2 separate regions of the Homo sapiens genome follow, and region 2 is linked to region 1. The links are chromatin loops, found by intact Hi-C in ENCODE. Cell type or tissue: sigmoid colon. All regions are shown on one strand. Links, peaks and the distances in the headings refer to the core of each region. The heading gives the core; the rest is flanking DNA.

Region 1 (5,370 bases), core at 195-5,194:
ATTTGAAGCTATCAGACAAGTACCACAGTTATTATAACTGTGCTAAACAAGGCAAAAGAAAATACATTCATAATAAATGAAGAGATAGGAAACCTCTAAAGAGAAATAAAAATATAGAAAGAACCAAGTGGAAATTCCAGTACTAAAAAATACAATACCTGGAATATTTTAAACAATTACTGTATAGGCCTAAAACAGAATGAAGATGGCCGGGCATGATGGCTCACGCCTTTAATCCCATCACTTCAGGTGGCCGAGGCAGGCAGATCACTGAGGTCAGGAGTTTGAGACCAGCCTGGCCAACAGGGTGAAACCCTGTCTCTACTAAAAATACAAAAAATTACCTGGACATGGTGGCGCACAGCTATAATCCCAGCTACTCGGGAGGCTGGGGCAGGAGGCCTTGACCCCAGGAGGCAGGGAGCTGAGATCATGCCACTGCACTCCAGCCTGGGTGACAGAGCAAGACTCCATCTCAAAAATAAACAAATAAATAAATAAATAAATAGCTGTGAGCTTAAGTTGATCAACAAAAGCCATTTAGCCTAAAAAAAAAAAAAAAGAGGGCAGGGGAAGGGGGGGTATAAAAGAGTGAACAGTGTCTAAGAGGCCTGTGGGATAACGTCAGAGATCTAATATATGCATAATTGGAGTGCCAGAAGGAAGGAGAGGAATAAGAGAGCATAATTTTTTTTCTTAAGAAATAATGGCAAAACGGCATGGTGGCACAAACCCACCTGCTCAAGAGGCTGAGGCTAGAGGACGCTTCAGCATGGGAGTTCAAGACCAGCAGCCTTCTCAGAAAAAAAAAAAAAAAAAAAAAAAAAGAGAGAGAAAGAGAAAAAAAGAAATAAATAGTGGCAAAAAACAACAACACCCACTTTGCAAATTGGTGCAAAACAAATTTACATACACTCATTCAAACTGCTAAAATAAAAGATAAAAAGAAAACCTTGAAAGCAGCCAGAGAAAAAAAGACACATTACAAAGAGGAACAAAGATTCAAATAACCACAGACTTCTTACCAGAAACTATGGAGGCCTGAAGCAGAACACAGTCATGGGACCTCAGATGGAAAATATTTTTCAAAGATAAAATATAACAATACAACGATAAAAAAGAGTAAAAATTTTTAAATGATACAACAACTATTTACATAGCATTTACATTGTATTAGGTATTATAAGTAATCTAGAGATGTTTTAAAGTGTATGAGAGAATGTGCAGAAGTTATATGCAAATACTATGCCATTTTACATAAAAGACTTGAGCATCCACGGATTTTGGCATCCATGGGGAGGTCCTGAACCCAATTCCCCACGAGTACAGAAGGAGCATTGTAACATCATTTAAAGGGCAAAGAAAAAAAAAAGCTGTAACCCAGATTTCTAAATCTAGTGAAAATATTAGTTAATAAGGAAGGCAAAATACATTTTCATTTAAAAGAAAATGTATGGATTGTGTCACCAGAAGACATGGACTATAAGAATACTAAAAGAAGTTCTTCAGAATGAAGCAAAATAAAATCAAAGAGGCACTGGATCCTCAAGAAAAATAAAAAATAAAAAACATCAGAAATGGTAAAATATTGCTAAATATATAAAATTATAAGTTAATTTTCCTCTTAATTTCCTTAATATGCAGATAACTAAAGCAAAAATGATAACATTGTCTTATAGGGTTTATAATGTATATAGATGTAATGCATATGAAAACTATAGCATACAATGGGGATGGCAAATATTTGTAAGAGGTTTATATTTTACATAAAGTGATAAAGTATTAACTCTAAACTGACTGTGAAAAGTTAAGGACATATGTGTAATCTCTAGAACTGAAAAAAAAACCACTTTAAAAAATGCAAAGTACTATAGCTAAAAGGACAAATAGTTGCGTGAAAAGTGGAATTCCAAAACAATCCCCCTGGCTTCTGTGCAAAGGGTGATAGCAGGCAGACTAGTCAGGGTGTTACTGAATAATCCAGGTGGATGATGTTGCTGGCTTGGACTAGAAGGGAGCCGTGGAGATGGTGAGAGGCAGTCAGATTCTGGATGGATTCTGAAGGTAGAACCCAGAGGATTCACTCATAGATTGGGTTTGTGGTGTGAGAGAAAGAGCCAAGGATGACCCTAAGGCCTGTGATCCTATAAGCTGTAGTGACAGAGCTGCGTTTAGTGAGACTACAAAGAAGACTTTTCTCCTCCCTTTCCCTCCCCAGTTCTCTGTGGCTTCTGAGACCTGCAGCAGCTCCATGTTTGGGAACCAAGCTGGGCCGGAGGCTCAGTGAGGAAAGAGACGGGGACAGAGTCATATGCCACCCAGCCTAGCCTTCAAGTTGGAGCAGGGATGACAGAGCATGTGTGCCTCTCGGCAAGGTTCACGTCAGATCAAAACATCATCCTTATGGCTTCTCCCAGCTTCCAGATTTCCGTCTCCAAGAATCCCTTCCCCATGAGAAGTAATTGAGAAATAATTGCTAATATTTCACAGAGATGGAAGAAGCCTCAGCCCCAGCCTCTGGAAACAAATTAGAGATGTGGATGAGGTTTAGAAACAGAAAGCGGCCCTGCTTCTCATTAGCAGTTGCAAATAAGATTACAGAAAAAATGTTTCTGCCATGAGGATGGCGTCCGCCTGGAAAAAATTAAACCAGTTGCAGGGTAATTTAGAGACCCCGGACCAGGATTCAGATTCTGGGTTGGGGGTAGGGCTCTAGGACTAACTTGCCCCAAATCAAAGAGCAGATCTGCGGCAACCTGTCTGAGCCTCAGTTTCCATGCCAGTTAGATGGGAAGAGGCTGTAGGACTCAAATCTGGAGATGGACAATGACTTATGGGTGTCAGCCACTTTGGGCAGCCAGACAGCCCAGGCCCCACCAGCACAGGTAGCTCAGACTCACAGACATGTGAAGACAGCAGGGAGCACTGGCTTAGAGGTCTTTGCCTTCCCTGGCCTGGCCTAATGCCCCTATATCCTGGCTCCATCCTGAGTAAGAATGGCTGACATTTATCAAATGACAACACTGTTCGGAATTCTTCATGGGAGTACATTTATTTAACCCTCACAACAACCCCATGAGGTAGGTACTATTAATATCCCCACTTTATAGAGAAAGAAAGTAAACTACACAAAGGCAAATTAACTTGGCCAAGGCCAGACAGCAAGCAAGCTGCAGAGCCAGGAGAGTGAACTCAGTCTAATTTTAAAACCTGTGCTCCTAACCACCAGCCTATCTGGCCCTCTGAGGCTTGTGGGGCTCCCTAGCTCTGCCCCCTGACTTCGAGACTGCAGAAGTTTTAGCAGTTAGTCCACGGAAGGTCCCAGGCTCCGAAGGCCCCGTAGACTTAGGTGTGAGTTCTGATTCTACCACTTACATCTACACAACTCTGAGCCCGTGTTTGCTTGTGTGTATTTTTTTAAATTAATTATAGATTTGTCACAGACTTGCTCTAAGGAAGAAAGAAGACCTAGGTATAAGAAATCAGGCTGGAAACAGTGGCTTGTGCCTATAATCCCAGCACTTTGGGAGGCCGAGGTGGGCAGATCACTTGAGATCAGGAATTCGAGACCAGCCTGGCCAACATGGCAAAACCCCATCACTACTAAAAATACAAAAATTAGCCAATTGTGGTGGCACATGCCTGTAATCCCAGCTACTCGGGAGGCTGAGGCAGGAGAATCACTTGAACCCAGGAGGCGGAGGCTGCAGTGAGTCGAGATTGTGCCACTGAACTCCAGCCTGTGTGACAGAGTGAGATTCTGTCTCAAAAAAAGAAAAGAAAGGAAGGGAGGGAGGGAGAGAGAGAGAGAGAAATCAGGCCCTGTCTAAGGGTCAGTTTCTCCCCCTGCAGCCCCATCTCTGGCCAAGAGCTAAAGGACCCTCAGGGATCTTTGAAATACTCTCACCCCTCCAGGCTTGTCAGTCCTCTTCCTGACCCAGCCCCAAGCCCACCCCTGAGTGAAGCCCTCCTCTGTTCTCCCACCTCAAACCCCACCCCAACCCACACGCAGCACTCCTTCCCGGGCACCTGCCACTCCAAGTGTCACCTGTGTGGTCCCCTTTCCATCCAGAAATGTAGCACTCCATGGCTACCTGGTCTTCAGGAGTTTTCCCATCCCTCCTTTGCCATTAAAGGTGGTGTTTGAGGATGGCCAAATTCTGCAGCCTGGCTTTCAAGGCGCTCCCTTCCCTAGCTCGTGCACTCTGGAGAAGCCGACCTCATTTCTGTAACCTCCCCAGGGTTCATTGCCCCTACACACACTAGAGTCTTTGTCCAAATCCCTCTCCCCAGCCCCCACCCAGAAGCCAGGAGAAGCGGATGGATTCTGAAGTACTGGAAGAATATTCTGGCCACAGCTGCCCTGGAGACAGTCCATGAAAGGGAATCCTGAGACCAGGGCAGAGGGATCGGGTTACTGGAGAGCTAATCTGATTAGAGCCAGTCAAAGGGGGAGGGGGTGGGCAGTGGGGACAGGAGCCTTGAGACTGGAAAAATAGAGTAATAGACCGAGATGTTGAAGCCGGATATGGGGACAGGGCAAGGAGAGGACAGAACACATAGGGAACAGAAGGACCTGGTTTCCAGTCCCAGGTCCAGCACTTACCTGTGCCTACCAGCTGGGTTGCCCCGCATAGGCCACCTAAGCTCTCTGAGGCCCAGGATCTTATTTTAAAGTCAGGCCAATCTACTCAGTGCCCCAGGATTGCAGGGGATTCTATAAGAAAGCACAGGGGACCATGGGCTGGGTGCTGAGCTTGGCCCTGCCAGGGCTTTCTAAAGGGAGCTTCCCCTCATCCCCTCTCCGTGGACAGAGCAGGACAAAGTGGCCCCCATTGCACCCTGGGGGCTGGCAAGGACCCTACAGCAGCCAGCAGCTGGGTCTATCAACCTGAGAGAGCCTCTGCCCCCAGGGAGGCTCCTAATTTAATCAGCTTCACAAATCAGCTCGATGGGCTTAATTGATCTTTTTCACTCCTAATATTGTCGCTGTCACTTTCTGAGTTGTGCCTCCCCCAGCCACCCCCTATGTCAGCCAGCTGGAGAGGGAAAAGGAGCCCAGAGGCCACAGTGGGAGGGAGCTGTGGACAAGAGGGTGAGGAGGGCAGGGAGAGTGAGGGAGGACTCAGACTGACACCTCAAGCCAGACTTTGGGGACTGCGAAATGCCATGGTGGGAGTGAAGAGCAGAAGGGCTTCTAGAGATTAACCTGGCTGGGGCATTAAGCGCATCATTCTAGGGCTCTCCGGGGCTCCACTTCCTCATCTATAAAGATCACAGCAGTACTCTGCCTCTCCAGATCCATTCAATCTCCATGCATTTGTTGAACACCTACTATATTCCAGACATGGTGCTAGCTAGACACAGGGA
Region 2 (5,370 bases), core at 112-5,111, 770 kb before region 1:
GTAGGTCTGAGCCTTTAACCCTTGGACTGAGCTACAGTTCACTTTAGAGTTTGAGGGCGGCCCTGCTTTAGGGAGGGCTTTCAGAGGGGGCCATTTAGTGGAGTAGGGACAAGAAAATACCTGGAGGGAGCTGCTCAGAACTGTGACTATCTAGGACTGTGAATAGGTAATGACCCTAACGCCTCCCTTCATGAGGCACCTCTCACCCTCTGAGCCTCACAACAGCCCTTTTGTGGGTGACTAAGCTGAGCCCCAAAAGGAGGTGATGGCTTTCCCTGACTGCACCACTGGGAAGCACCAGAGCTGGAACAAGAGCCAGGTCTCAGCCAGGCATGGTGGCACATGCCTGTAGTCCCAGCAACTCGGTGGGGGGACAAGAGGGGGTGCAAGAGCCACATCTCCTCATGCAGTGTCCCCTCACCTGCGTCAGGGCCCCTCCAGAGGAGCAAGTACATGCGGCACTGATGAGGAAGTCTGGGACAAGCGACCTGAGGAGGACCATGCCTCCCACTTCCTTCCTGATAGCTCCTGCACCCCGAGAGGGGTGGGGGAAGGTCTCAGATCCTCAGCATCTCTCCTCCTTCTGGCTGTGCAGTCCTCCAGCCTCAAGACTCATGCTTCCTTGCCCTCACCTCATCCTGTGGCCATGCAGGGTGACTTCCAGAATTGCCAGCATTATGTACATACTCTTACCTCTGTGCCATTGCTCATGCTCTTCCTACCTCCTGGGACACACCCCTCCCAGTCACCAAGGCCACATCTGCAACCACTTGCTTGGAAGCCTACCCTGATACCTCCACCAGATGTGCCGTCTTCCTTGTCTTAACCCCCATATGCTGCTCTCCCAGCCTCCAACATCAGCATAACCATAGGAATTACTTGTGAAGTTCCTGCTATGTTCCAGGCATTGAGTAGCTCATACACATGAACTCCTCCCATCCTCTGAGCTATTAGTATTCTCATTTTACAGATGAGGAAACTGAGGCACAGGGAGTTTCATTTCCTAGTATGACACCTCACAGGCTAGGGAGGTATTGTGTTACATGGCCCTCTTCTGTCAAGGCTGCAGGTCATAGGATGGCTCACTGCTACATCCCATCACCCAGTGCAAGGCCTTGGGGGCTGACAGGCCATCCGGAGCAGGGGAGGTATAGAGGCCCACAGGATGGAGGATGACCAGAACCAGCCCTCTGGGGGCTCACAGTCTCTCAGGAAGGACTGCCCACACCAAATGCCATTCTTTTTTTTTTTTTTTTTTCTTGAGACAGAGTTTTGCTCTGTCGCCCAGGCTGGAGTGTGCAGTGGTGAGATCTCGGCTCACTGCAAGCTCCGCCTCCCAGGTTCACACCATTCTCCTGCCTCAGCCTCCCGAGTAGCTGGGACTATGCCACCATACCCGGCTAATTTTTTGTGTTTTTAGTAGAGATGGGGTTTCACCATGTTAACCAGGATGGTCTGCATCTCCTGACCTCATTATCCACCCGCCTTGGCCCCCCAAAGTGCTGGGATTATAGGCATGAGCCACCGCACCCGGCCACCCAATGCCATTCTAAGAGTTCGGGGAAGAAGAAGAGTTGGCATTGAGTGGGTCCTGGAAGGCAAGCTCTGGTGGGGCTGTGGGGAAGCCAGAGTGGGGCATGGACCTGCCTAAGGTCACACAGCAAGCAAGTATGAGACAGCAGCAGGGCTGGGACCTGGAGCTCCCAGTGTATCATGCCTTCTTGCACCTTGCAGCCAGCTGTGGGGCCCCTGCGACTGTGCTGTTTTCAAGGACACACGGTCCCAGATGCCTCCACAATTCTGAGCTGTTCAATGAGTGGCTCTGGTCCTTCTCCCCCCTCTATTAAAATGGAAAAAAGAAAGAAAGAAAGAAAGAAATCCAGGCATTGTTCCTGACTGCAGCTGGTGCCAACCAGAATCCCACTGAACAGAATGGAGCCGAGAGCCCGGCTGCCCAGGGGCCTGGCTGCTGACACAGGGCCTTTCTATTTTGCTTTCCACTGGGGGCCCAGGCTGACGGTGCAGCCCCTCCACGGACACCCTCTCCACCTGCCTCCCTGGCCCTGGCTCTGAGCCTCCTGCTGCCTTCACCCTCTTTGCAAAAATCAGATGGCACTTGGGGGAGGGTTGGAGGAGCACCCCCACCCCCTGCTTTCCTTCTTCATCCACTCACAGCCTGGGGTGCGCTGGGCCTCCCTCCCCGCCAGCCTGTCCTCCCACCCTACCAGGAGGGGACTTGGGATGCTTGTCTGGGAGAGCGACACAAATCCCTCTTCCAAAATCGTTTGAAACACTTGTCTGATTCTAGGACATATGAGGATTTTCCACCCCACCCCCACCTGACTTGGCAGGTGCCAGTCCTCAGCTCACACATTAAGGCCTCTTGCAATAGTGAAGGTCTTGTGGGGGAAAGGGGAACATGATGAACAGCTCTACAGAGACAAAAACAGTTTTTTAAGTTGCTAGTTTGCCTTCTGCCTTTGGTCTTAGGAGGAAAAAGGACTTCTCCAACTCTCCCTTACCATCTTCATTTCATCCTCTGCTTCCTGCCCCTTTCGTGAGCTGTCTGGTACTCAGACCTCCTCTCCACAGGCTATTGGCTAGTTTGACCCAGATTACCCCAAGCAGCAGTTCTAAGAGAGCAGCATCCTGGCCACTGTCCAGTGTCCACCAGGGACCCTTGGGTTGGCACTGCCACCACAGCCAGCTCTCCTGGCACCCCCTTCCTCCTGTGGACACAGCTCTTTAGTTTGTAAAAAGTACTTGACGTCTCACGCAAGTGCCACAGCAGCCTCAAGAGGCAGGCAGGGATTGCTAACCCACTTCGTAGAAGAATAAACTAAGGGTTCAGGAGGCATAATGGTTTGGCCAAGGTCAAAGGAGGTGACAGAGTTGGGATTTGAACCCTGGTCTCTTGATTCCATGTCACTAAGCTGCAGTGGGGACTCAGGAAGTGACGGTGTCAGAGGATGACATTCCCAGCCCCCACCACCTCCACCCGACCAAATGCTGCCAGGAGACAGGATCTCAGACACATCGATTCCTTTAAGGAATATTTATTAAATACTTGCTGTATGCCAGATCTCCAACAGTGAACAAAACAGATTTGGTCCACACTGCTGCAGAGCTTATATTCTGAGACAGACACCAGACTTCGTGCAGAAAGATCCCCCTCTTCCTAGTTGCCCAGCCCATATGTCCTAGAAGGAACCGTGAGATGGGCAGCCAGAGACATAAGTTCTAGTCCTAGCATTGCCCCTGACTCTCCATGTCACCTTGGACCGAGTTTTCCACCTGAGAAATCCAAGCATGTGGCCCCTCACACATTTTCTCAGGTCTCTTCCCTACTCCCAGTCTCTGGGTCTAGTGGTTCATGATTTCCCGGCATGAATTATCCTGATTTAGTTTTTTTTCTTAAACCCGACTTTTCCTAGGCTCTTAGAGCCAGAACAGGGCTTCTGAGATCATTTGCTCTGAGCCCTTCACTAAGAAAGAACCCCTTAGCCTCGTTCCTGCCAGGAGGAGACTGTCTTTGCTTGTACTCTTCCAGGGACGGGCTGCTTGCTCCCTCACATAGCAGACCTCTGCCAGTGGTGTGCTGGTAAATGTTTAACAGCTGGCTCCCCAAAGTGGGGAGAACCTGGTTTGTAGTATTTGCCGATGTCTACGGTGTAAATACCCCCACCATGGCCAGTTTCAAGCTGCCGACCAGAGCCAGCTGGCACAGCTGGTTGGTTCCATCAACCAGCTCGCGCAGTTCCTGAAAATTTAACAATCGGCCCTTGTGAGCCATATGAACAGGCTCCAACACACCATTTCCCCTGCCCCGCAGAGAAGTCTTGTCTAGCTTTACTCATTGGGAAGTTCTTTCTGGTATTGAGCAAAACATCTGATTGTCAGGAACTCTGGCCTGAAAGTCCTGAACTACTTCTCTGGGGTGTCACAGGACAATGGGGACCCCATGAAGGCCTTCTCTAATTGGTGGCAGCTCTTGACTATGTCTTCCTGTGAGAGGAGCAAGTTCCTGGGCCAAATGGGGTCAGAGCATAGCCACCCTCCCATTCTGCCTTTCTCTCTCCCTCTTCACCTCCCTTCCTTCCTCTCTTTCTTTCACAAATATTTCCTGGGCCCCTGTGACAATGTCAGACACTGCTAGATACTGTGGATTCAGCGACCCATGTCTTAGCTTGCGCAGAGATGCTGCCCACTCTGTGAAGCCTGTCCTGACCCCCACCCTAGCCCCTCCCGCAGTGGGCAGTCTCCTCCCCTCCCAGAGCCTTTATCGCCCCTGTTTGGCACTTATCACTTTCTACCTGGGATTGCAGCTATTTGTGTACACGGCTTATCTCCCTGCCAGACTGAGAGGCAACGTGGGCCTGTTGAAAGAGCGTGGACTTTGGAGCCGCATGACCTGGCCCTCAATCCCAACCCTGCGACTCAGAGCTGTGAGCCCTCGGGGAGCTCACAACACCTTTGGGAGCCTCAGTTTCCTTATCTGTAAAGTGGGGATGGTGATAACTACTTCCAATGTGGTTTTGAGCAACTGGTAGGATTAGAAATGTCAACCCCATTTCCTGCTCCTGTCTGGACTCCCATCCTCTTGGGGACAGAGATTGTGTGCAATACTTCTCTGTAGCCTCCTGGTAATAATAACATAACAATATTAATAACAATGACCAACACTTACACAGCAATACCATACATAAGGTAAGAGCTTACATATGTTAGCTCATTCATTCTCACAACCTTGTGGCATTGGAAGCATTATTCCCATTAACAGATGAGCAATCTGAGGCACAGAGGGGTTAGGTAACAAGCCCAAGGTCACACAGCTAGTGAGTGAGAGAGCTGAGATTTGAATCCAAGAAAATCCACCTCAAAGCCTTAGCTATTGAATAGTATGGCTTCTGGAGGGGTGTGAGTGTATGTGCCCATGGTTCACTGCAGCCTTTGAGCATCCTTGCCCTGACCTGCAGGGTGGGGGTGGAGTGATACAAGGAAGACCCTGGTCTGCGCATTAGGACATCCTAACAGGTGAGTGGTTAGTGCTGAAGAAAGGAGTGTCCCCAGGTATCTGGAGGCCAGGGGACTAGAAGGTGATAATCAATAAGGCAATCAGAGGAGGCTTCCCGGAGAGGTGGCGCTTGCCACCAAATGAGGATGGACAAGGCAGGGCGAACAGGAGGACCAAAATTGTAGACATGGGAGAGGTATATTAGGGTTTCACCTAGGTGTCAGACTAGACATATTCACTGGTTCTGGTGGGTGGGATGGAGCAGAGACTGTGAACTTGGGGAGGGGCATGTTGGTTTCCCAGTCTGTGATTCAATAGGGAATGGAGGACATTTTCAGGGGCCTTGAGAGCCAGTG

Evidence for each region. Peaks named below come from ENCODE experiments on the same cell type or tissue, not always from the same donor. Only the 100,000 strongest peaks of a DNase experiment are listed, where the experiment ranks them.
Region 2: a loop joins it to region 1, with 7 times the contacts of the local background. A loop is called at or near these places in 39 of 110 quality-filtered maps.

The regions. Positions count from the first base shown.
Region 1 is chr10:78,292,644-78,298,013 of GRCh38, reverse strand. No RefSeq gene overlaps it. Among named protein-coding and RNA genes, the nearest start is that of LINC00595, 28 kb to the right of the region's middle. RefSeq lists an enhancer at 4,419-5,350. In sigmoid colon, for the core only: no CTCF peak of the experiment used is centred there; no DNase peak of the experiment used is centred there.
Region 2 is chr10:79,058,377-79,063,746 of GRCh38, reverse strand. The region is part of intron 3 of ZMIZ1-AS1 (ZMIZ1 antisense RNA 1); the gene reads left to right. Among named protein-coding and RNA genes, the nearest start is that of ZMIZ1-AS1, 6.4 kb to the left of the region's middle. In sigmoid colon, for the core only: no CTCF peak of the experiment used is centred there; DNase peaks (open chromatin) are centred at 2,126 and 3,736; H3K27ac peaks cover 1,007 bases.